2 separate regions of the Homo sapiens genome follow, and region 1 is linked to region 2. Evidence: chromatin loops called from intact Hi-C (ENCODE). Cell type or tissue: heart left ventricle. All regions are shown on one strand. Links, peaks and the distances in the headings refer to the core of each region. The heading gives the core; the rest is flanking DNA.

The links. Peaks named below come from ENCODE experiments on the same cell type or tissue, not always from the same donor. Only the 100,000 strongest peaks of a DNase experiment are listed, where the experiment ranks them.
Region 1: it touches region 2 in a loop (2.0-fold over the local background); 4 of 110 quality-filtered maps call a loop at or near these places.

The regions. Positions count from the first base shown.
Region 1 is chr7:74,217,008-74,228,042 of GRCh38, forward strand. LAT2 (linker for activation of T cells family member 2) reads left to right here. Exons shown (of 14, transcript NM_032464.3): 5 at 2,737-2,780; 6 at 2,953-3,001; 7 at 3,210-3,247; 8 at 3,577-3,612; 9 at 3,697-3,727; 10 at 4,630-4,685; 11 at 6,717-6,776; 12 at 7,011-7,190; 13 at 7,632-7,753. The coding sequence ends at 7,735. Among named protein-coding and RNA genes, the nearest start is that of LAT2, 13 kb to the left of the region's middle. RefSeq lists enhancers at 1-452, 3,082-3,930, 6,698-6,747. In heart left ventricle, for the core only: no CTCF peak of the experiment used is centred there; a DNase peak (open chromatin) is centred at 9,904.
Region 2 is chr7:74,300,541-74,311,978 of GRCh38, forward strand. The region is part of intron 1 of CLIP2 (CAP-Gly domain containing linker protein 2); the gene reads left to right. Among named protein-coding and RNA genes, the nearest start is that of CLIP2, 17 kb to the left of the region's middle. RefSeq lists enhancers at 6,421-6,565, 7,373-8,011 and a cis regulatory region at 6,488-6,498. In heart left ventricle, for the core only: no CTCF peak of the experiment used is centred there; DNase peaks (open chromatin) are centred at 5,980 and 6,511; H3K4me3 peaks cover 1,003 bases.

The DNA.
Region 1 (11,035 bases), core at 8,536-11,035, 80 kb before region 2:
GAAGGGAGAGAAAGTGTCCAGGGGCTGTCCAGGCCCTGCTGTAGCTTGGGTTAGGGAGGGCTTTGGGAGGCGGGGACGCCTGGGCTGTGGGGCTAGCCACTCTTCAGCTTGCCTGTGAACCCCTCCAGAAGTCCAGGCATCTGGCCAGGCACGATGGTTCACACCTGTAATCCCAGCACTTTGGGAGGCCAAGGCAGGTGGATCACCTGAGGTCAGGAGTTTGAGACCAGCCTGGCCAACATGGTGAAACCTCATTTCTACTAAAATACAAAAATGAGCTGGGCGTGGTGGTGGGTCCCTCTACTCCCAGCTACTCTGGAGGCTGAGGCAGCAGGATCACTTGAACCCAGGAGGTGGAGGTTGCAGAGAGCCGAGATTGTGCCACTGCACTCCAGCCTGGGCAAAAAAGCAAGATTCCGTCTCAGAAAAGAAAAAAAGAAAAGAAAAAAAAAATAGAGGTCCACCAGGCACCTGTGTCCTCAGCCTCCCTTTGACCCCAATCCCCAGGGGCTAGTCCGCTCTCCCCTTGCAATGCAAGAGACAGAGAACCCGGCACAGGGTGAAATGTGAACGTTGTCGGAGACTCCCCTGGAAAAAACTGCCGGAGCTCAGGGGAGGATGTGGGCAAGTCCCTCGGGGGACCAGGGAAGGACTGTGAGAAAGACCCAGGGAAGGGCAGTGGGTTCGACACTGCAGACTGGGGCTGAAACCCAGAACAACCCAGGCACATGGGCAGTGGCCACAGGTGTCCTTTGATTAAGAGAATGGCTGTGGGCCCAGGAAACCTTGGAGGTCCATGTGCACCCCCGAGCAGTCACTCATGACCCACACACGCACACCCGCACACACATCCTTCCTCATTTCCTTTTGCAACTGAAAAACCACAGTGAGATTTGAAAATAGAATCTTCCCATCCTTGCTCATCGTGGGCCAGGGTTAGACCTTTCTGGGTCTTTCTGGCCACGTGGCTTTCTGGCCGCCTGCAACCTCCCCCGATGCCCCCCATGCCCTTGACTCCTCGGACACTTCCCCTCTCCCCTCAGGCCCTGCCCACCCCCAGCCCCCTGATTGATCTTAGAGCCATAGATGGTCAGGGCCAGACTCAGCGTCCCCATGTGGGAGGTGGAGGGGAGCTGTTTGGTCTTCTCCCTGGAATGCCTGTGCCTGCCTCTCCATCTGTCACCTCGGTTGGGCTCAGTCCCACCAGCCTGCATGAAGCGACTGCTGTGAGCACAGGCTCCGTTCCTCTGTTGCTTCTCCCAGGAAGCCACGTCTGACTGACTCTCTCCTGTGGATTTAGGGTATCTCTCCTAAATCAGGTCACCCTGAGCCCCAGTCTTCAAGGAGCTTGGAAGGCTGGGCCAGGTACCCATTCTGGTTCAGAGGAGGAGCCCCCAAACCTGCTTTAATAATGAGCTAATCCACTCCATTATCTGTAATGGCAGCTTCCATTTTCAAGAGCACCTCATGGTCCAAGATGGCAGCTGGGGTGCCGGCCCTCATCTCTGCATTCCCAGCAGCAGGAAGAAAGAATGAACAAGGATACAAAGGGTGTCTCCCAGTTGCCAGTGCCCCCGTTTAAAAAGATTTATTGGAAATATCAACAACCTTGGCTTGAATCTCATAGACCAGAGCTTAATCCATGGCCACACTTTGGTGCAAGGAAGGCTAGGAATAGTCTATTATTTATTTCTTTATTTATTTAGAGATGGAGCCACATTTACTTTTGTTCAGGCTGGAGTGCAGTAGAATGATCTTGGCTCACTGCAACCTCTGCCTCCTGGCTTCAAGCGATTCTCCTGTCTCAGCCTCCCGAGTAGCTGGGATTACAGGCATGCGCCACCATGCCCAGCTAATTTTTGTATTTTTAGTAGAGACGGGGTTTTCTCCATGTTGGTCAGGCTGGTCTTGAACTCCCAACCTCAGGTGATTCGCCTGCCTTGGCCTCCCAAAGCCCTGGGATTACAGGTGTGAGCCACCATGCCGGGTCTAGAGTGTGTGCTTTTTTTTTTTTTTTTTTTTTTTTTTTTTTTTTTTTTTGAGACGGAGTCTCGCTCTGTCGCCCAGGCCAGACTGCGGACTGCAGTGGTGCAATCTCGGCTCACTGCAAGCTCCGCTTCCCGGGTTCACGCCATTCTCCTGCCTCAGCCTCCCGAGTAGCTGGGACTACAGGCGCCCGCCACCGCGCCCGGCTAATTTTTTGTATTTTTAGTAGAGACGGGGTGAGTGTGTGCTTTTTTAAGGAATTGCAAACGCTCCCTGGGACCAGCAGGTGGGAGGCAGCCTCATCGTCACTCCTGGCTGAAATAATTTACCCCAAGTCATTGCTGGGTCCCTGAGCACCTGCCTTCATTCACCCTCATGCCCCAGAATCTCAGGGCTACCTCCACAGCCCTGTCCACAGACCCCTCCTGACCCGTCTCCAGGGGCCTGGGACCCACCGGCAGGATGTGGCCCTGTTGAGGCCATGTCAGGGATGGGTCTGGCTGAGAGCCGGGCTCCAGCCCAGGGCCCTGTGTGAGGGTTGGGCACCCAGTGCACGGAGGGGCCAGAGAATGGGGATAGCATGGGGAGCCGTGAGAATGAGGCCTGAAAGGGCAGCAGTTCCTCCCCACTGTCGCCCCAGTCCGTCCCTCTGCTTTCCCTCCTCATCCCTGCCTGTCCCTCCCTCCTGTCCCTGTGTTCTTGGGCTGTGGGAGTCCAGGCCCAGGCTCAGCACAGCCCATGCATTTCCAGGCGTGAGGACCAACAGAGCTTTACGGGGTCCCGGACCTACTCCTGTGAGTCTCCAAGTGTCCCCGGGTTGGGCTCTGGGTTGGGGGTGTCCCTATCAAGTTATCTCGGTCCCCATTGACCTGAGACCGTGGCCAGGCCTGATGTGGGGGGATGATGGGGTGAGGGGGCTGGGCTAGCTGGGGGCCCAGCCAACACCCCACTTCTTGCCCTTTGTAGTGGTCGGGCAGGCATGGCCAGGACCCCTGGCGGACATGGCACCCACAAGGTAGGTCACAGTCCCCCAGGAAGTGACAAGAATGAAAGTCCTGGAGGTCCTCACCTGGTGAGCCCAGGTCAAGACCTCCCTCCCTCCCCGAGTCCCAGAGCTCCAGGGCTCAGCTATGAAGGCCCCACAAGGGGTATGGGGGGATGTGTCCTGGGGGGCCTCTCCCCTACAGCCCCTCCTTTAACTCCCTCCTTCCCCCTCCCTGCAGGAAGGACAAGCTGTTGCAATTCTACCCCAGCCTGGAGGGTGAGTGGCACAGGGCAGGGACAGGGACAGGCCTAGCCAAGCTGGGACTAAGACAGGCGAAAACCCCATGGGACAGGCGTCGTGCAGTGGGGGCTGCGGGGCCAGGCGAGGCCTCCCCAGGAGAGACACACAGGCTGGGGCAGGGCAGGCTCCTGGAATCGGCCTGGCAGGGGGAGGGTGCACACTCGCACATGCCCCACTGAGGGGACAGGGAGCACTGCAAAGGCTCAGACACGGGAAATAGCTGGCCCTGCCTTGGGCTGCAGCACCCGAGCTGGGTGCAAAGCAGGGGCCAGGGGAGAAAGCAATTAGCTGGGTCTTTCTTCCAGATCCAGCATCTTCCAGGTACCAGAACTTCAGCAAAGGTAGGTAGGCTCCTGGAGAAAGGGGGAGGCCATGGTGGGGGCCACACCCAGGGGCTCAGGCCCAATTCTCGCCTCCTCCCGCAGGAAGCAGACACGGGTCGGAGGAAGCCTACATGTGAGTGACCTTGATCCTGTCCCCCCTGCCTCGCCTCTCCCCCTGCCCCACCTCTCCCCCTGCCCCACCTCTCCCCCTGCCCCACCTGCCTGCCACAGCCCTGGGCTTCCTGGTCCAGGAACCACCTCTTGCACTAGAACGAGGCATCCAGGTTCCCCTCCTTCTCCTGGCAGGCAGGCATTGGGCGACACTGTTGTCTCTTAGGTAACCCTGGGTTTGGGGGACTGGACTTTGCCCTGCTCTGGGACACAGAGTGTCAGGGGCGGGGGATAGAGACTCATTCAGCATCACCCAGTCAAAGACAAGCTACAGGACACCCAGAATCCCTCGGGGGTGTTGCATCATCTCACAGATGGGCAAACGATGGGGAATGGCCTAAGGTCACATAGCAAGGTGGCTCACCAGGTGCGGTGGCTCATGCCTGTAATCCCAGGACTTTGGGAGGCCAAGGCAGGCAGATCACCTGAGGCCAGGAGTTCAAGACCAGCCTCGCCAACATGGTGAAACCTCATCTCTACTAAAAATAAAAAATTAGCCAGGCATGGTGGTGCGTGCCTGTAATCCCAGCTACTCGGGAGGCTGATGCAGGAGAATCGCTTGAACCTGGGAGGCTGAGGTTGCAGTGAGCCGAGATCATGCCACTGTACTCCAGCCTGGGTGACAGAGACTCTGTCTCAAAAAAAAAAAAAAAAAAAAAAAAAAAAAGTGGCTCCAGCCCCTGGTGGCTCAGGGGTCCCAGGAAGTGGGGGTGGGGGAATCAGAGAGGAGATCCTGGCAGACCCCCATGGCCCCCAAGAGGAGCAATGGTGGGAGCAGCCCTGGCCTCACCGCCCCCTTATGGAGCCCCCAACCCGATCTCCAGCCTGCCCTGAAACCTGTGTTGTATATGTTTTCTTGGCCAGAGACCCCATTGCCATGGAGTATTACAACTGGGGGCGGTTCTCGAAGCCCCCAGAAGGTGAGGCGAAGGACAAAGCCGGAGGTGGAGGAAGTGGTGTGGGAGCTCAGGGCAGAAGCCATACCTCCAGGCAGGAGAGGAGGCTGGGCCTGGGTTCGGGTAAATCGGCAGAGCCGGTTGGGTGGACAGAAGGAGGCTGGTGCTGCAGGCGGGGGCCAAGAAGGGATAGGGGGCGGGCGGGTCAGCGTGGGAGAGCTGTGGGCACAGGGCGTGGGAGAGAGGAGTGGGCCACAGGGCAGGGAACTAGAGGGCTGGCTTGGGGAGGTGGGGGGAGGCCAGGTCCTTGTCAACGAGGACTGAGCATCTTCTCCTGACCCCAGAAGGTACCTGGGATGGTGATCCCTGCAGGCTCTGAGGCCACCAGAAACCTGGTCGCTGAATGCCTTTGCTTTATAGGAAGGGCAACTGAGAGGCCGGGTGTGGTGGCTCACCCCTGTAATCCCAGCACTTTGGGAGGCTAAGGTGGGTGGATCACCTGAGGTCAGGAGTTCAAGACCAGTGTGGCCAACATGGTGAAACCCCATCTCTACAAAAATACAAAAAAAAAAAAAAAAAAAAATTAGCCAGGCATGGTGGCACATGCCTGTAATCCCAGCTACTTGGGAGGCTGAGACAGGAGAATTGCTTGAACCCGGGAGGCGGAGGCTGCAGTGAGCCAAGATCGCACCATTGCACTCCAGCCTGGGCAACAGAGTGAGACTCCATCTCAAAAAAAAAAAAAATCCCCCCAAAAAAGGGCAACTGAGGACTCAGGGTGGGCAGTGCCTGCTGAGAGGTGCATGGGCCTGCGGTTTGAATCCAGCTCCATGACCTGGCTCCTGCCTGGACCATACTGGGTAGGACCATGGTGTTGGGGGGTCCTCTTCTGCCCCCCACCACTGCCACCTCCATTTTTTTTTTGAGACACAGCCTTGCTCTGTCACCCAGGTTGAGTACAATGTCACGATCTTGGTTCACTGCAACCTCCGCCTCCCGGGTTCAAGCGATTTTCCTGCCTCAGCCTCCCGAGTAGCTGAGATTACAGGCGCCTGCCACCACGCCTGGCTAATTTTTTGTATTTTTAGTAGAGACAGGGTTTCACCATATTGGCCAGGCTGGTCTTGAACTCCTGACCTCAGGTGATCCGCCCGCCTTGGCCTCCCAAAGTGCTGGGATTACAGGCATGAGCCACCCCGCCAGGCTGGCAGTGCTCATTTCTTAGGACCCCCAACATCACTGATGGATTTTGGGTGGGGCATCAGTCAGAGCCCAGCTTCCCCATTACAAGGCCAAGATGGGGTGCCAGGCGCTGAGGTGCCATACTCAGCCTGGGTCCCCGAGCAAAGCATCCTCAGCCTGCCCTGCCCTATCTGGAAGAGTCCAGCCCCTTCCCGGCAGTGGCTCTAGGGAGAGCTCCTGATTATAGAGATGAACCCCTGAGGCTGCCCCTGCCTCCCTCCCTCTCTCCAGCCACCCGGCATGGGCCTGAATTGCAGCCCCCGCAGAGTACCCCCTCCAGAGTGCATATGGAGGGGATCTCAGAAGACAGAGGCTGGACACAGTGACTCACGCCTGTAATCCCAACATTTTGGGAAGATTGCCTAAGCTTAGGGGTTCAAGACCAGCCTGGGCAACACAGCGAGATCCTCTCTACAAACAATTTTAAAAGTTAGCTGGGCGTGGTGGTGCATGCCTGTAGTTCCAGCTACTCAGGAGGCTGCGGGGTAGGAAGATCGTTTGAGCCGGGAGTTGGAGGCTACAGTGAGCTGACTTTGCCAGTGCTCTCCAGCCTGGGTGACAGAGCAAGACCGTCTCAACAAGAAACAAAGAAGACAGAGGAGCTCAGGGCTCAGGGAAGAGCATGCAGGGGCACCAGGCCAGCACCCATTAGGAAGCTCATCCAGAAGAAGGCTTGAGGTCCCGGGGGACCCAGAGGGCTAGGGCTTGGCGGAAGAGGTCCCCTGCAAAGGGAAGGCAGGACAGAGCGGGAGGATGAGCCAGGCTTTGCAGGGTCTGCCCACACCCCCGTGCCCACTCCTCTCTCTCCTGCAGATGATGATGCCAATTCCTACGAGAATGTGCTCATTTGCAAGCAGAAAACCACAGAGACAGGTGAGGCTGCCCAGCCAGAGGCAGGCTGGGGCTGGGAGCAGCAGGCCTCCTTGGCCAGGTGCCCCTGCACTCCCCACTGCTCAAAGGCCGCCCCCACTTTGAAGCCTGAAGGCTCTCGGATCCCCAGGTACCTTTCGGTAGAGCCTTGCCCCTACTATCCTCGGAGGCAGCTCTATTGGCTCCTGGTGCCTCTGTGGGACTGAGCCAAGGGGGGCCTATTCTCCCTCTCTGCAGGTGCCCAGCAGGAGGGCATAGGTGGCCTCTGCAGAGGGGACCTCAGCCTGTCACTGGCCCTGAAGACTGGCCCCACTTCTGGTCTCTGTCCCTCTGCCTCCCCGGAAGAAGATGAGGAATCTGAGGATTATCAGAACTCAGCATCCATCCATCAGTGGCGCGAGTCCAGGAAGGTCATGGGTAGGTGGCCGGGAGAAGAGGCAGGGTGGTCCACTTAGGGCAGGCTTGAGGGACTGGCCTGGAAGGGCAGGCTGAAAGTGGGCTTCCCTCCAGCCAGTCCAGCTAACCCCGCAGTGATGCCTGGGTGCAGGAGCAGCTGCAGAGACCTTGAACCACACAGGACGGCCCTTGGCAGCCGCCCAGCCTCCAGGGTGGGGTCAGGTCCTCCCGGGCAGGCCGCCCCATCCAGCTGCATGCATGGAGTAACGCATTCACCTGCTCTCACAGCAGGACGATCTCCGGCAAATCCCAGAGACAGGACAGACACACACCGCCAGGACCTGTCGGGCGTGGCATTTCCCGCGGGCTGTTTTGTGGAGTCTGGGGGTCTGAGTCTGGGGGAGCAGTCATGGGTGTCTCCATGTGAACCACTCGATGACCTGTCTGCCCGCTGGTCCACAGGGCAACTCCAGAGAGAAGCATCCCCTGGCCCGGTGGGAAGCCCAGACGAGGAGGACGGGGAACCGGATTACGTGAATGGGGAGGTGGCAGCCACAGAAGCCTAGGGCAGACCAAGAAGAAAGGTACAGCCCCTGCTCTCCAGCTGCCGTGGGCCAAGGATTGGAGGTCTTGCCAAGCTGCAGGACCCCCAATCCAAGGGAACAGCCGAGAGTGTGGGTGGAGGGGCCATGGTGGGGGCTACAGGGTGCACCCATGGGTGCTCCAAGAGGGCAGCTTGGCGACTCTGTTCCTCTGTTCTGGCCAGGGGCGTCAGGCAGGGAATTCTGGTGACTTCAGGGGCAAAGAAGTGGGCACCGGGTGGGTCTCCCAACTCCACTGCATCCTCCTGGCTGCGACCTTGGACCAAGTGACAACCTCCCAGAACTTAGTTCCTCACTTGGTGCCCACCTCTCAGAGAAGACATCGCACACACGGCCGGGCACGGTGGCTCACGCCTGTAATCCCGGCACTTTGGGAGGCCGAGGCAGGCAGATCACCTGAGGTCACGAGTTCGAGACCAGCCTGGCCAACATGGTGAAACTTCATCTCTACTAAAAACACAAAAAATTAGCCAGGCATGGTGGTGGGTGCCTGTAGTCCCAGTTAGTTGGGAGGCTGAGGCAGGAGAATCATTTGAACCCTGAAGGCGGAGGTTGCGGTGAGTTAAGATCACATGCACTCAACCCTGGGTGACAGAGCGAGACTCCGTCTCAATAAATAAATAAAAAAACAGACATTGCACACAAAGCCTCAGCCCAGCAGGCACTCGGTCAATGCTGGAAACAGACAGGAGGCAGGGACGTTGGGAAATGTAACAGTGGCTGAGACGCGCTGAGGAGCCACCGCAGGCCAGTGAGATGGTGCGGCGCTAAGCGCTCACACGTGCACCATCTCTTAGCACCCAAAGCCACAGAGCAGTTAAGCCACCTGCCCAAGGCCACATCTTGAAGTAAGGGGAGGAGGAGATGGAATCCCCAGTGGTCAGACATCAGACATCAAAGCCTAGGCTGGGTCTACTGCTTGGGAAGCACGATGGACCCCCAGAGGGCCTTGAAGGCTGCCCAAAGTCCCCATCTGGGAGACCCAGGCCGTCATCTCAGCGAGCAGGCTGGAGGGTGGAAACCACAGTGAACCTGGGTGGTCAAGAGTCAGCCCCAGAGGCAGGTGCAGGAGTTTGAGCCAAATGTGCAGAGCCCCACGTCATTCATTCAACCAGTATCCACTGGGCCCCTGCTACGGGCAAGTCCTGCTCTAGGTGCTGGGAACACCAACATAAAGAACAGCAAACCCCTGACCCCTTAGAACTTGCATTCTGGTAGGAGAGAGAAAACAGATAGGGCTGGACACAGCGGTCATGCCTATAAATCCCAGCACTTCGGGAGGCTGAGGCGGGAGGATCCTTTGAGCCTCTGAGTTTGAGGCCAGCCTGGGCAACATAGCAAGACCTCTCTCTCTACAAAAACTTTTTTTTTTTTTTTTTGAGACAGAGTATCACTGTCACTCAGGCTGGAGTGCAGTGGCGCCATCTCGGCTCACTGCAACCTCCACCTCCTGGGTTCAAGCGATTCTCGTGCCTCAGCCTTCCAAGTAGCTGGGATTACAGGCACACGCCACCATGTCCAGCCTCTATAAAAACATTTAAAATTAGCCAGGCATGGTGGTGGATGCCCTAGAGTCCCACTGACTTGGGAGGCTGAGGTGGGAAGATCACTTGAGCCTGGGAGGTCAAGGTTGCAATGAGCCATGGTTGCTGCAGTGAGCTGTGGTCGTGCCACTGCACTCAAGCCTGGGCAACAGAGCAAGACCCCATCTCAAAAAAAAAATTTAAAAATTAGCTGGGCATAGTGGTGTGTACCTGTAGTCCCAGCTACTTGGGAGGCTGAGGCAGGAGGATCGCTTGAGCCCAGGAGTTCAAGGCTACAGTGAGCTATGATTGTACCACTGTACAGCCAGGATGACAGAGTGAGACCCTGTCAAAACAACAACAACAACAAGAAAACAGATAAGAAGACATGGCATGTTCACTGGTGGTAAGTCTGGCAGAGAGAAACAAAACAGGGAAGCGGGGCAGGAAGTAGTGTGGGGTTGTGGGCAAGACGCAGTGTTGCAATTTAAGGAAGGCGGCTAGGGAAGCCTTTCAGAGCTCCCTTCCTCACCCCATCTGGGGGAAGGACATCCAGGCAGAGGGGACAACAGAGGCCCCAGGGTGGAGTGAGCCCCACAGGTCTGAGCAAAGCCAGGGGCCAGGGAGGAGCAGGTGAGGGGAAACTAGTGGAGGTCGAGGCCGTTGGTGGGGAGGCTGACCAGGCAGGGCCAGCACTTGGGGTTTTACTGCATGAGATGGGAGGGAGGGAGGGAGATAGAAAGGTTGTTTTTTCTTTTTTTTTTTTTTTCGTTCCTGTCGCCCAGGCTGAAGTGCAATGGTGCAATCTTGGCTCACTGCAAACTCCGCCTCCTGGGTTCAAGCGATGCTCCTGCCTCAGCCTCCCGAGTAGCTGCGATTACAGGTGTCTGCCACCACACCCGGCCAATTTGTATTTATTTTATTTTATTTTGTTTTTTGAGAGGGAGTCTCGCTCTGTCACCCAGGCTGGAGTGCAGTGGCGTGATCTCGGCTCACTGCAACCTCTGCCTCCTGGGTTCAGGTTTCTCTTGCCTCAGCCTCCCGAGTAGCTGGGATTACAGGCACACGCCACAACACCTGGCTAATTTTTGTATTTTTAGTAGAGATGGGGTTTCACCATGTTGGCCAGGCTGGTCTCAAACTCCTGACCTAAAGTGATCGGCCCACCTCAGCCTCCCCAAGTGCTGGGATTACAGGCATGAGCTACCATGCCTGGCTAATGGGAAGGTTTTGTACAAAGACTGGCTGGATGTTTCTAATTCAATTTTTCTGGCTGTTGGGCAGACAAATGGGTACTGGGAGAGTGGGTACAGGAAGCCCAGGAAGGACCCAGGCACTGGTGCCATCTGGGCAAGGGGTGGCAGCAGTGGAGACAGGGGTAGGCAACATGGTGAAACGCTGTCTCTACATAATATACAAAAATTTGCCAGGTGTAGTGGCGCATACGTGTAGTCCCAGCTACTCGGAGGTTGAGGCGGGAGGATAGCTTGAGTCTAGGAGGTTGAGCTGCTGTGTGAGCTGTGATTGCACCACTGCACTCCAGCCTGGGCCACAGAGCAAGACGCTGTCTCAAAACAAAAACAAAAAGAAGAGGCCAGGCGCAGTGGCTCACGCCTGTAATCCCAGCACTTTGGGAGGCTGAGGCAGGCTGATCACCTGAGGTCAGGAGTTCGAGACCATCCTGGGCAACATGGGGAAACCCCATCTCTACTAAAAATACAAAAATTAGCCAGGTGTGGTG
Region 2 (11,438 bases), core at 5,239-7,738:
CGCCTCCCAGGTTCACGCCATTCTCCTGCCTCAGCCTCCCAAGTAGCTGGGACTACCGGCGCCCGCCACCACGCCCGGCTAATTTTTTTATATTTTTAGTAGAGACGGGTTTTCACCGTGTTAGCCAGGCTGGTCTTGATCTCCTGACCTCATGATCCACCCGCCTCGGCCTCCCAAAGTGCTGGGATTACAGGCGTGAGCCACCGTGCCCGGCCTGATTTCATTCTTTTTGATGGCTGAGTGGCATTCCGTGGTAGACATATACCGCATTTTCTTTATCCAGTCCTCCCTTGACGGACACATATGTTGATTCCATATCTTTGCTCTTGTGAATTGTGCTGTGATCAACATACCAGTGCTGGTATCCTTTGGATAGAATGAATCATTTTCCTTTGGGTAGATGGCAATTAGTAGGATTGCTGGATGGAAGGGCCATTCTATGTTCAGTTCTTTGAGAAATCTCTGCACCATTTCTCATAAAGGTTGTACTAATTTACATTCTTACCAACAGTGTATACGCGTTCCCTTTCCTCCACATCCTCTCCAACATGCATTGTTTTCAGGCTTTTGAATAATAGCCAGTCTTACTGGCTTAAGATGGTATCTCATTGTGATTTTAATTTGCATGTTCTGATGATCTGTGATGCTGGGCATTTTTTATATGGTTCTTGGCCGCTTGTATGTCTTCTTTTGTGTGCACTCTTTTTATGTCCGACTTCTTTCACTTGAGATTGTAATTGCAAGGTCCTTACACATCATTGCATGCAGTTGGCATTCATTCATTCTCATTGCTGTATGTTATTCTATTGTGTGAACAAACCACAACTTATTTACTTATTATTATTATTGTTATTATTATTGAGACGGAGTCTCGCTCTTGTTGCCAGGCTGCAGTGCAATAGCGTGATCTCGGCTCACTGCAACCTCCACCTCCAGGGTTCAAGTGATTCTCCTGCCTCAGCCTCCCGAGTAGCTGGGATTACAGGCACCCGCCACAATGCCCGGCTAATTTTTTTTTTTTTTGTATTTTTGGTAGAGACGGGGTTTCACCATGTTGGCCAGGCTGGTCTCAAACTCCTGACCTCAGGTGATCCGCCCACCTCCACCTCCCAAAGTGTTGGGATTACAGGCGTGAGCCACTGCGCCTGGCATTGTTTTTTGTTTGTTTGTTTTGTTTTTTTTGTTTTTTTGAGACAGAGTCTTGCTCTGTTGCTAAGACTGGAGTGCGCTGGCGTGATCTCGGCTCACTGCAGCCTCTATCTCCTGGGCTCAAGTGATCCTCCTGCCTCAGCCTCCCAAGTAGCTAGGATTACAGGTGCCCTCCACCACACCAGGCTAATTTTTGTATTTTTAGTAGAGATGGGGTTACACCATGTTGGCCAGGCTGGTCTCGAACTGCTGGCCTCAAGTGATCCACCCGCCTTGACCTCCCAAAGTGCTGGGATTACAGGCACGAGCCACCATGCCTGGCCTTATTGACTCATTCTAATGGTAATGGATGTGTGGGTTATTTTCAGCGTTGGACCTTTTTTTGTGGCTGGTGGTTCTGAGCATGCCAACTCTGTGTGTGTGTCTAGCTCCCGCGAGACAGACAGGCTGGGCGTTCCCAGGGCCCTGTGGTCCCTCAGGCTGTTGGCAGGGCAAGGAAGATGCCTCCTTTATTTTTTATTTTTTTTATTTTAAAAATTTTTTTGAAATAGAGTCTTACTCTGTCACCCAGGCTGGAGTGCAATGGCGCGATATCAGCTCACTGCAACCTCCGCCTCCCTGGTTCAAGCGATTCTCCTGCCTCAGCCTCCCAAGTAGCAGGGATTACAGGCGCACACCACCACGCCCAATTAATTTTTGTATTTTAGTAGAGATGGGGTTTCACCATGTTGGCCAGGCTGGTCTCGAACTCCTGACCACAGGTGTTCCACACACCTCAGCCTCCCACCAGGCCTGGCCAGAAGATGCCTCCTCTAAAACTGAGGAACCACAGCCCTGAGCTCGGACATAGTGAGAAAGGTAGCATGTGGGACCGGAACCCAGGCTTCTAGACTCAACCCTTGCTTGTCTCCCAGCTGCAGGTGCCAGAGAAGTTGGGGTTTGACTGGGGCACTTGGCCTGGGTCTGTCCTGCCCTGCTCAGCCCAGGAGCCCAGAGCCCTGCACTGTGTAAACCTGGTCCACACTATCCACTGTGGTCTTGCCAGTTTCATCTCCCTCCCTCCTGTTTGAAGCCACGTGGGCTTGTGGAGCCTGGGTTCCAGCCCTGGATCTGCTGTGATGCTGGGGCAAGGCCCTATCCCCACGCTGGCTGTCAGCTGTCCCCACTATCTGGATGGCCGCCAGGCCAATGGGTGCTCTCAGGGCAGCTCGGGATTTATCCCCACCCCATTCTTCCTGGGGCTCCCTCGTACCTCTACTGCTGGCCAGCAGCTGTGTGTGTTGCCTGCACAGCTGGGGCTGCAGCTCCCCGCAGGCCTGGCAGAGAAGACTGACCAAGTATGGGTGGAGACAGCAGTACAGACAGCCGGGCACCCTCCCATCAGCTCTCCCAGGCCTGAGGGATAGTGGGTATAAGGCTCAGAGCTTCAGGTTCCGCCTCAGAGCCGGCAAGACTCACAGGGAAGGGGCCGTCCAGCCCTGCCCTCTTCTTGCCCTGGTCAGGGAGGATGTGGAGACTCTAGCTTCACCACTGGGTGACCTAAGTCAACCTTCTCAGATTCCCTGAGCCTTGGGCAAATGCAAACAAAGCTGTGTGGGATGGATGGGCAGTGGGGTCCGTGGAGCAGGTGAGGTGCCAGCCTGGAGTGGTGTTACACCCAAGACCCCCTGCTGGATTCTGCATGGTGCAGGATTGGGGTGGGACTGGCATTCTAGTGCATGTGTGGGCATTGGGGTGCTGGGTAGGGCTTGGGGAGCCCCCTTCATGCTCAGAGAAGGGCTCACCATTGGCTCAGAAAGCCTGGCCTGGCAGTGAGCATTTTGGGGTCCTCTCTGTTGGGGGCTTGCCTCTTGGTGGCTGTGCAGTGGAGATAATGTTTCCTTCTCCCTCCCCTTGTGTCTCTTATTTTTTTTTTTTTTTTTTTTAGAAATAGGGTCTTAGGTCAGGCGTGGTGGCTCACGCCTGTAATTCCACCACTTTGGGAGGTGAAGGCAGGCGGATCACCTGAGGTCAGGAGTTCGAGACCAGCCTGGCCAACATGGTGAAACCCCGTCTCTACTAAAAATACAAAAATTAGCCAGTTGTGGTGGTGCACTCCTGTGGGCTCAGCTACTTGGGAAGCTGAGGCACAAGAATCGCTTGAACTCAGCAGGCGGAGGTTGCAGTGAGCTGAGATCGTGCCACTGCACTCCAGAATGGGTGACAGAGTGAGACTCGGTCTCAAAAAAAAAAAAAAAAATAGAGTCTTGCTCTGTGGCCCAGGATGGGGTTCAGTGGCAGGATCACAGATCACAGCTCACTGCAGCCTCAAACTTCTGGACTCAAGCAATCCTCCCACCTTAGCCTCCTAAGTAGCTGGGACTACAGGTGTGTGTCACCATGCCTGGCTAATTTTTTTTTTTTAATAGGAGGTGAGGTCTCACTGTGTTGTCCAGGCTGGTCTCGAACTCCTGGCCTCAAATGATCTTGCCTTGGCATCCCAGAGTGCTAGGATTGCAGGCGTGAGCCACCGTACCTAGCCTATCTTTATTTTTCTTTTAAAAAAATGATTAAGAAGCCGGGCATGGTGGCTCATGCCTGTAATCCCAGCACTTTGGGAGGCCAAGGCAGGTGGATCACCTGAGGTCAGGAGTTCAAGACCAGCCTGGCCAACATAGTGAAACCTCATCTCTACAAAAATACAAAAATTAGCTGGGCATGATGGCAGATGCCTGTAATCCCAGCTACTCGGGAGGCTGAGGCCGGAGAATGGTTTGAACCCGGGAGGTGGAGGTTGCAGTGAGCCGAGATCACGCCATTGCACTCCAACCTGGGTGACAGAGGGAGACTCTGACAAAAAAACCTGGGCGACAGAGGGAGACTCTGACAAAAAAAAAAAAAAGTTTAAGAAATCTGTTAGATATTCAAAGGAGTAGACAGGATACATTGAACACCCATGTGCACCCCATAGGGCTAGGAAACAAACCTTAGAAATATAACAAAGGCTGGGCATGGTGGCTGATGCCTGTAATCCCAGCACTCTGGGAGGCTGAGCCAAGAGAATCACTTGAAGCCAGGAGTTCAAGACCAGCCTGGGCAACATAGTGAGATCCTCTCTTTACATAAATTAGCCGGATATGGTGGCATACACCTGTGGTCCCAACTACTCGGGAGGCTAAGGAAGGAGGATCACTTGAGCCCAGGAGTTCAAGGCTACAGTGAGCTATGATTGCATCACTACACTCTTGCCTGGGCAACAGAGGGAGACCCTGTCTCCAAAAATAAATAAATGAATGAATGAATAAATAAATAAATAAATAAAGTCCCCAGTTACCCCACCCCAGTCCCCTCCCACCACCAAACCACCCCTCCCTGCTCTTACAATGGAGTTCATCCTGTGGGTGGCTCCAGGGCAGGCAGGCCAATTGCCAGGGAGGACCCTCTAGGGGACCATCCATCCCTCCACTGTACACTTACGTTCCCTGTCCAGCCCAGGCACTGTGCCATCCGTGCCCACCCACCCACTGCTCTGCCCCCTCTCCAATACTTGGCATTGCCAGGCCTTTTGACTTGCCCATTGGATGGGGCACCCTGGGTTTGCATTTTCCTGTTCCTGGGGAGGCACAGCAGCTCTCTGTCTCTCAGCTGGTGGGTTGTGCAGCCTGGCCTCCCCCGCAAAGGCTGGTCCCATTCCTGCCCACCTGTCGTTGGGTTGCCCTCAGGTTTGTGCCCTGTGGTTGCTTTGAGTTCTCTGCTGCAGCCCCTACCTCCCCCCACCTCCCTCCCAGTGTCCCCTCTCTGTCCCAGATCAGGCCTCATTTTGTTTGTTGTTTGTTTGTTTTTGAGACGGAGTCTCACTTTGTCGCCCAGGCTGGAGTGCAATGGCACCATCTCAGCTCACTGCAATCTCTGCCTCCTGGGTTCAAGTGATTCTCCTGCCTCAGTCTCCCAAGTGGCTGGGATTACAGGCATGCGCCACCACGCCCAGCTAATTTTTCTATTTTTAGTAGAGATGGGGTTTCGCCATGTTGCCCAGGCTGGTCTTGAACTCCTGACCTCAGGTGATCCTCCTGTCTTGGCCTCCCAAAGTGCTGGGATTACAGACATGAGTCACCGCACCCGGTCACATTTTAGGGATCTGCTTCCATCTCAGCAGCCCCCAGCTGGCTTCTCTCCCTGCACCCCAACCCCCCCCCACCGCCCCTGCTGCCAGTTCACCATCATCCTCAGCTCCCAGAGCGGTCTTGCTGGTGTGCTTGTCTGATTGTGGGGGACCCCTGGCTTGGAGTCTCTCTGTGGCCCCTCATCCCCTCAGCCTGATTGCTGGGGCACGTCCAGGAGACCCTGCCTGTCTCTCATACTCTCTAGATCCCCTGCTGCCTTCCAGCCCCACCAGATCCTTGGGTGTTGGGTGGACCTGGCAGAGTGTGGTCAGTTTCCTTTGCGGGATCCCAGACCCTCTGCCCCGCAGGTGCTGCCTGCCCAGGCTCCCGGTTACGGGTCCCTTGCTCCTCCGAGAGGTGCTGTTGTGCCTGGTGCCCTAGGGCTTGTGGCATGTGGGCAGGGGCTGTGCTGAGCCTACCTCTGGGGCCTGATTGTGGGGACTGCGGGTTACACCTCAGGAAGTGTGGGCATGAGCACCCCAGCTGCTGGGACCCCCGAGGGCCCTGGAGAGAGTGGGCTCTGGTGAAGGCTGGATGTGACCCACCCCAGCCAGCAGCAGTGTCCCTGCCAAGCACCTGCCCCTCCGGGAGAGAGCCACGTCCGGGGTCTCTGCAGGCGTGCCCGCTTCCTGGCTCCTGCCTCCCTCGCCCCAGGATGAGGCTGGCCCGCCAAACCAAGATGGGCTTTCCACTGCTCTATTTGGCACCCGTCCCCCTCCGCCGGGGCCCTGATTGGCAGAGTTCCGAGGCTGCAGCCCGCCACCCCCGGGCAGCTGAAATGGAAGGCGTGAAATGCAGCCGGGGCTTGTCTCTGGGAAACGGCATCGGAGGGTGGCACAAAAGGGGGACTGTTGGTCTGAATGCCACCCCGCCCTCGCCTGTCCGTCCTGTGCACCAGGGCCTCCAGAGAGTAGTGACAGTCCCCTTCCCGAGCAGCCGGGCATACTCCTGGGGTGTCTTCTCTGCCTCACTCCCAGGAGGTGGTGACACTTGTACCCCATTTTACAGGTAATGAAACTGAGGCTCTCTCTGGGCCAAGGGCTCACAGCCACTCGGAGAAAGTCTGGGGTTTGGAGCTGGGACTGCCCCAGGCTTCCCCGCCTCCCACGTCGGCCACAGTGTGGCCAGAGGCCAATTTATCATCAAGTCCCAGCGTTTTCCAAGAATCCCTCTCTCTTCCTCTGTCCCACCAGCACAGCTGAGTCACACGAGGGCAGGTGGCCTCCCCCTTCTTCCTGTTCACTATTCTCCCCTCTCCCCTTCCGGGTGCTCCTCGGGGACAGGGGGGCTGCTCCCCCTCTGCACCCTTCTCCCCCTCCCACAGCAAGGGTGGCCGGGCCTGACTGAATGCCGCCTTGGTTCTCCTCTCCTGCCAGCTCTTTGGTTTCCTTTGTGAGCCGTGGCAGGCGGACGCTGTCCCCAGAGGCCAGGGGGCTCACAAATGTTATTCCAGGGCTGGGCTCGGCAGGATGGGAGGTAGGGAAGGGCCAGACCCGGGTCTGATTCCAGGACAGCCACTTAGCAGTGTGTGACTTTGAGTCCCCGAACTTCTCTGCACTCGGGAAGCTCCACCTGTCAGAGGACCTCTGCCTTGTGCAGGGGCTGGGGAGGACATGAGGCCACATTCGTGCAATGCCTGGTAGACAGTAGGTTCGTTTTTTTGTTTTTGGTTTTGTTTTGTTTGAGTGTCGATCTGTCGCCCAGGCTGGAGTGCAATGGCACCATCTCGGCTCACCACAACCTCCGCCTCCTGGGTTCAAGTGATTCTCCTGCCTCAGCCTCCCTAGTAGCTGGGACTACAGGTGCCCACCACCATGCCTGGCTAATTTTTTTGTATTTTTAGTAGAGACAGGGTTTCACTCTGTTGGCCAGGCTGGTCTCAAACTCCTGACCTTGTGATCTGCCCGCCTCAGCCTCCCAAAGTTCTGGGATTACAGGCATGAGCCACCGTGCCCGGCAACAGTAGGTTCTTCATACTGGAGGCTGCTGGGGGGTGGTTCAGGAGGGCTGGAGGTTAATTTTGGGAGCGTTCCCTGGGAGTAGTGTTTCTGGGGATTTGTGTCCTCTGGGCGGCTGTAGGTGTGTTGTCGTGGGAATTCCAGATCATGGCTCTGTGCCAGGCACCATGGCTCAGGCTGGGTTCCCAGAGAGGAGAGACTATGGCCCTGCCTGAAGTTGCCTGTAAGCTCCCAGGTGGCATGACGAAGACAGACAAGAACAGCATACTCTCTCCTCCTTGGCTCCACATGTGATCCTGAGGTCTCTGTGGGCCGAAGGTCCTGAGAGACTTCCTGGAGGAGGTGGCATCAGGCTAGGTGTCAGTAGGTAATGCAAATAGGAGAAGTGAAGCAGGTGGGAGAAAAGACACAGGTGGCCTCTGGGAGGTGGGACAGTGTCAGGCGGGTGGTAAGGACTGCAGGGTCATCTGCAGGAGCCTCCAGTGCCAGGGACAGGGTTCTCACGCCTGATCTCTGCCTCAGAGGGGATGCTGGCTGGTTGGGAGGCCAGACCGGCTGTGTGATGACCTGTGGTGTCTGACCAGCTGGGCTGATCACCACAAGCCACTCAGACCTGAGTGCTATGTCCTAAGGAGGTGAGAATGGTGTCCTGGACTTCTCACCTCTTGGGTAAGTATCATTCATTCATTCATTCATAATCTAGTTTGTTTATTTATTTATATTTATTTATTTTGAGATGGAGTCTCGCTTTGTTGCCCAGGCTGGAGCATGGTGGTGCGATGTCAGCTCACTGCAACCTCCGCCTTCCGGGTTCAAGCGATTCTCCTGCCTCCACCTCCCAAGTAGCTGGAACTACAGGTGTGTGCCACCACGCCCAGCTAATTTTTGTATTTTTAGTAGAGACAGGGTTTCACCACGTTGGCCGGGCTGGTCTCAAACTCCTGACCTTCAGTGATCTGCCTGCCTCGGCCGTCTTTTCATGTGCTTATGGGCTGTTTATATATCTTCTTTGGTGAAATGTGTATTCAAAGTGCTGAGATTACAGGCGTGAGCCACCATGCCCGGCCCTTTTTAAAAAATTTTTTTAACTTTTTTAGAGACAGGGTCTCACTCTGTCACCCAGGCTGGAGTGTGGTAGTGTGATCACAGCTCACTGCAGCCTCAACCTCCTGGGCTGAAGCAATCCTCTCACCTTAGCCTCCCCAGTAGCTCGGACTACAGGCATGCACCACCACACCTGGCTACATTTTGTATTATTTTGTAGAGATAGATTTTCGCCATGTTGCCCAGGCTGGTCTCAAACTCCTGAGCTCCAGCAATTCACCCACCTCGGCCTCCCAAAGTGCTGGGATTACAGGTATAAGCCACTATGCCCGGCCTCTCCCATCTTAAGTGTATGGTTTGGGCCCAGCATAGTGGCTCACACCTGTAATCCCAGCACTTGGGGAGGCCAATGCAGGTGGGTCACCTGAGGTCAGGAGTTTGAGACCAACCTAGCCAACATGATGAAACCCCGTCTCTACTAAAAATTAATTGTATGGTTTGATGACTTCTAGTATAAACATAGAGTTGTGCAACTATCACCACACCCCAGTTTTAGGACATTTCTACTACCCAGAAAGTTCTCTGTGCCCATTTGCAGCCAATCTGTGTTTCCAGGCCCAGGCAACCACTAATCTGCATTCTGTGTATACGGTTTTGAAATTTCATATGAACGGATTCATACAATATGGAGTCCTTCGTGTCTAGTTTCTTCTACTTAGCAAAATGTTTTAAACATTCATCCGGCCGGGCGTGGTGGCACACGCCTGTAATCCCAGCACTTTGGGAGGCTGAGGCGGGTGGATCACCTGAGGTCAGGAGTTCGAAACCAGCCTGGTCAACATAGTGAAACCCTGTCTCTACTAAAAATACAAAAATTAGCCGGGCGTGGTGGCACACACCTGTAGTTCCAGCTACTTGGGAGGTGGAGACAGGAGAATCGCTTGAACCCGGGAGAATCGCTTGAACCTGGGTGACAGAGCGAGACTCCATCTCAAAAAAAAAAAAAAAGCATTCATCTATGTTGCACATATCAGTAGTTCTTTATTGCTAAGAAGTATTCTATTATATAAATATACCACTTTGGGCCAGGCATGGTGGCTCATACCTTTAATCCCAGCACTTTGGGAGGCTGAGGTGGGGGGAATTGCTTGAGTCCAGGAGTTCAAGACCAGCTTGGGCAATATGGCAAGACCCTGTCTCTACAAAAAAAAAAAAAAAAAAAAAAAAAAAAAAAAAAAAAAAAAAGTTCAGCCAGGCGTGATGGCGCATGCCTGTAGTCCCCTACTGGGGAGGCTGAGGTGGGAGGATTCTTTGAGCCCAGGAGGTCGAGGCTGCAGTGAGCCATGATCATGCCACCACACTCCAGCCTGGGTGACAGAGACCTGTCTCTGTTCTAAAATAAAAATGAAGACTGGTCATGGCGGCTCAATCCTGTAATCTCAGCACTTTGGTAGGCTGAGGCAGGAGGATCCTTTCAGTCCAGGAGTTCGAGACTAGCTTTGGCAACATAGTGAGACTCCAGCTGCAAAAAATAAAAAGTTAGCTGGGCATGGTAGCACTCGCCTTTGGTCCCAGCTACCCAGGAAGCTGAGGTGGGAGGATCACTTGAGCCCAGGAACTTCCAGGCTGCAGTGAACCATGATTGCACCACTACACTCAGCCTGGGTGACAGAGTGAGACCCTGTCTCAAAAATAAAAATAAAATTAAAATGAAAAACAGCTGCCCTACTTTTGTTTGTACAGGCACTGGTTGATGGAGATTTTACTTTTGGGCTGTTATGAGTAAAGCTGGTATGAACACTTGTTTATAAAACTTTCTATGGACACATATTTTTGCTTCTCTTGGGTGGTTGGGTTATATGGGAGGTGTATTTTTAACTTTCTTTTTTTTTTTTTGAGACAAGGTCTCACTTTGTCATCCAGGCTAGAGTGCAGTGGCACAATCTTGGCTCACTGCAACCTCTGCCTCCTGGGTTCAAGCGATTCTTGTGCCTCAGCCTTCCAGGTAGTTGGGACCACAGGCACACGCCACCATGCCCTGCTAATTGTTTTTGGATTTTTGGTAGAGATGGGGTTTCGCCATGTTGCCCAGGCTGGTCTCCAACTCCTGGGCTCAAGCTATCTGCCTGCCTCGAGCTCCTATTTTTAACTTTTTTTTTTTTTTGAGACGGAGTCTTGCTCTGTTGCCCAGGCTGGAGTGCAGTGGTGCGATCTCAGCTCATTGCAAGCTCTGCCCCCTGGGTTCACGCCATTCTCCTGCCTCAGCCTCCCGAGTAGCTGGGACTACAGGTGTCTGCCACCACGCTCGGCTAATTTTTTGTATTTTTAGTAGAGATGGGGTTTCACTGTGTTAGCCAGAATGGTCTCGATTTCCTGAACTCGTGATCTGCCCGCGTCAGCCTCCCAAAGTGCCGGGATTACAGGCATGAGCCACTGCACTCGGCCACTATTTTTAACTTTTTAAGAAACTGCCCAACTGTTTTCCGAAGTGATTGTACCATTTTTTATTTCCACCAACACTACGAGCATTTCAGTTGTTCTGCATCCTCATCAGCACTTGGTATTGTCAGCTTTTCAAATTTTTAGCCATTTCCCTTGATGGGAAGTGGTATCTCTTGTTTTGATCTGTATTGCCTGGATGAGTAATGATGTTAGTCATCTTTTCATGTGCTTATGGGCTGTTTGTATATCTTCTTCGGTGAAATGTATATTCAAACCTTTCACCCATTTTTAATTGGGTTGTTGTCTTCTTAGCAAGTTGCAGAGTTCATTATGTTTCCTGAATACCAGCCCTGGCTGGGCGTGGTGGCTCACACCTGTAACCCCAGCACTTCCAGAGGCAGAGGCAGGAGGATTGCTTGAGCCCAGGAGTTTGAGACCAGCCTGGGCAATGTAGCTAGACCCAGTCTCTACAAAAAATAAAAAACAATTAGCCAGGCATGGTAGGGTGCACCTGTAGTCCTAGCTATCCAGGAGGCTGAGACGGGAGGATTGCTTGAGCCCAGGAGTTGGAGGCTGCAGTGAGCTATGATCGTGTCACTGCACTCCAGCCTGGGCGATAGAGCAAGACCACATCTCAAGAATAAAAAAAAAAAAAAAGAAAGAAAGAAAAAGAAAAGAATGCAAGTCGGGCCAGGCATGATGG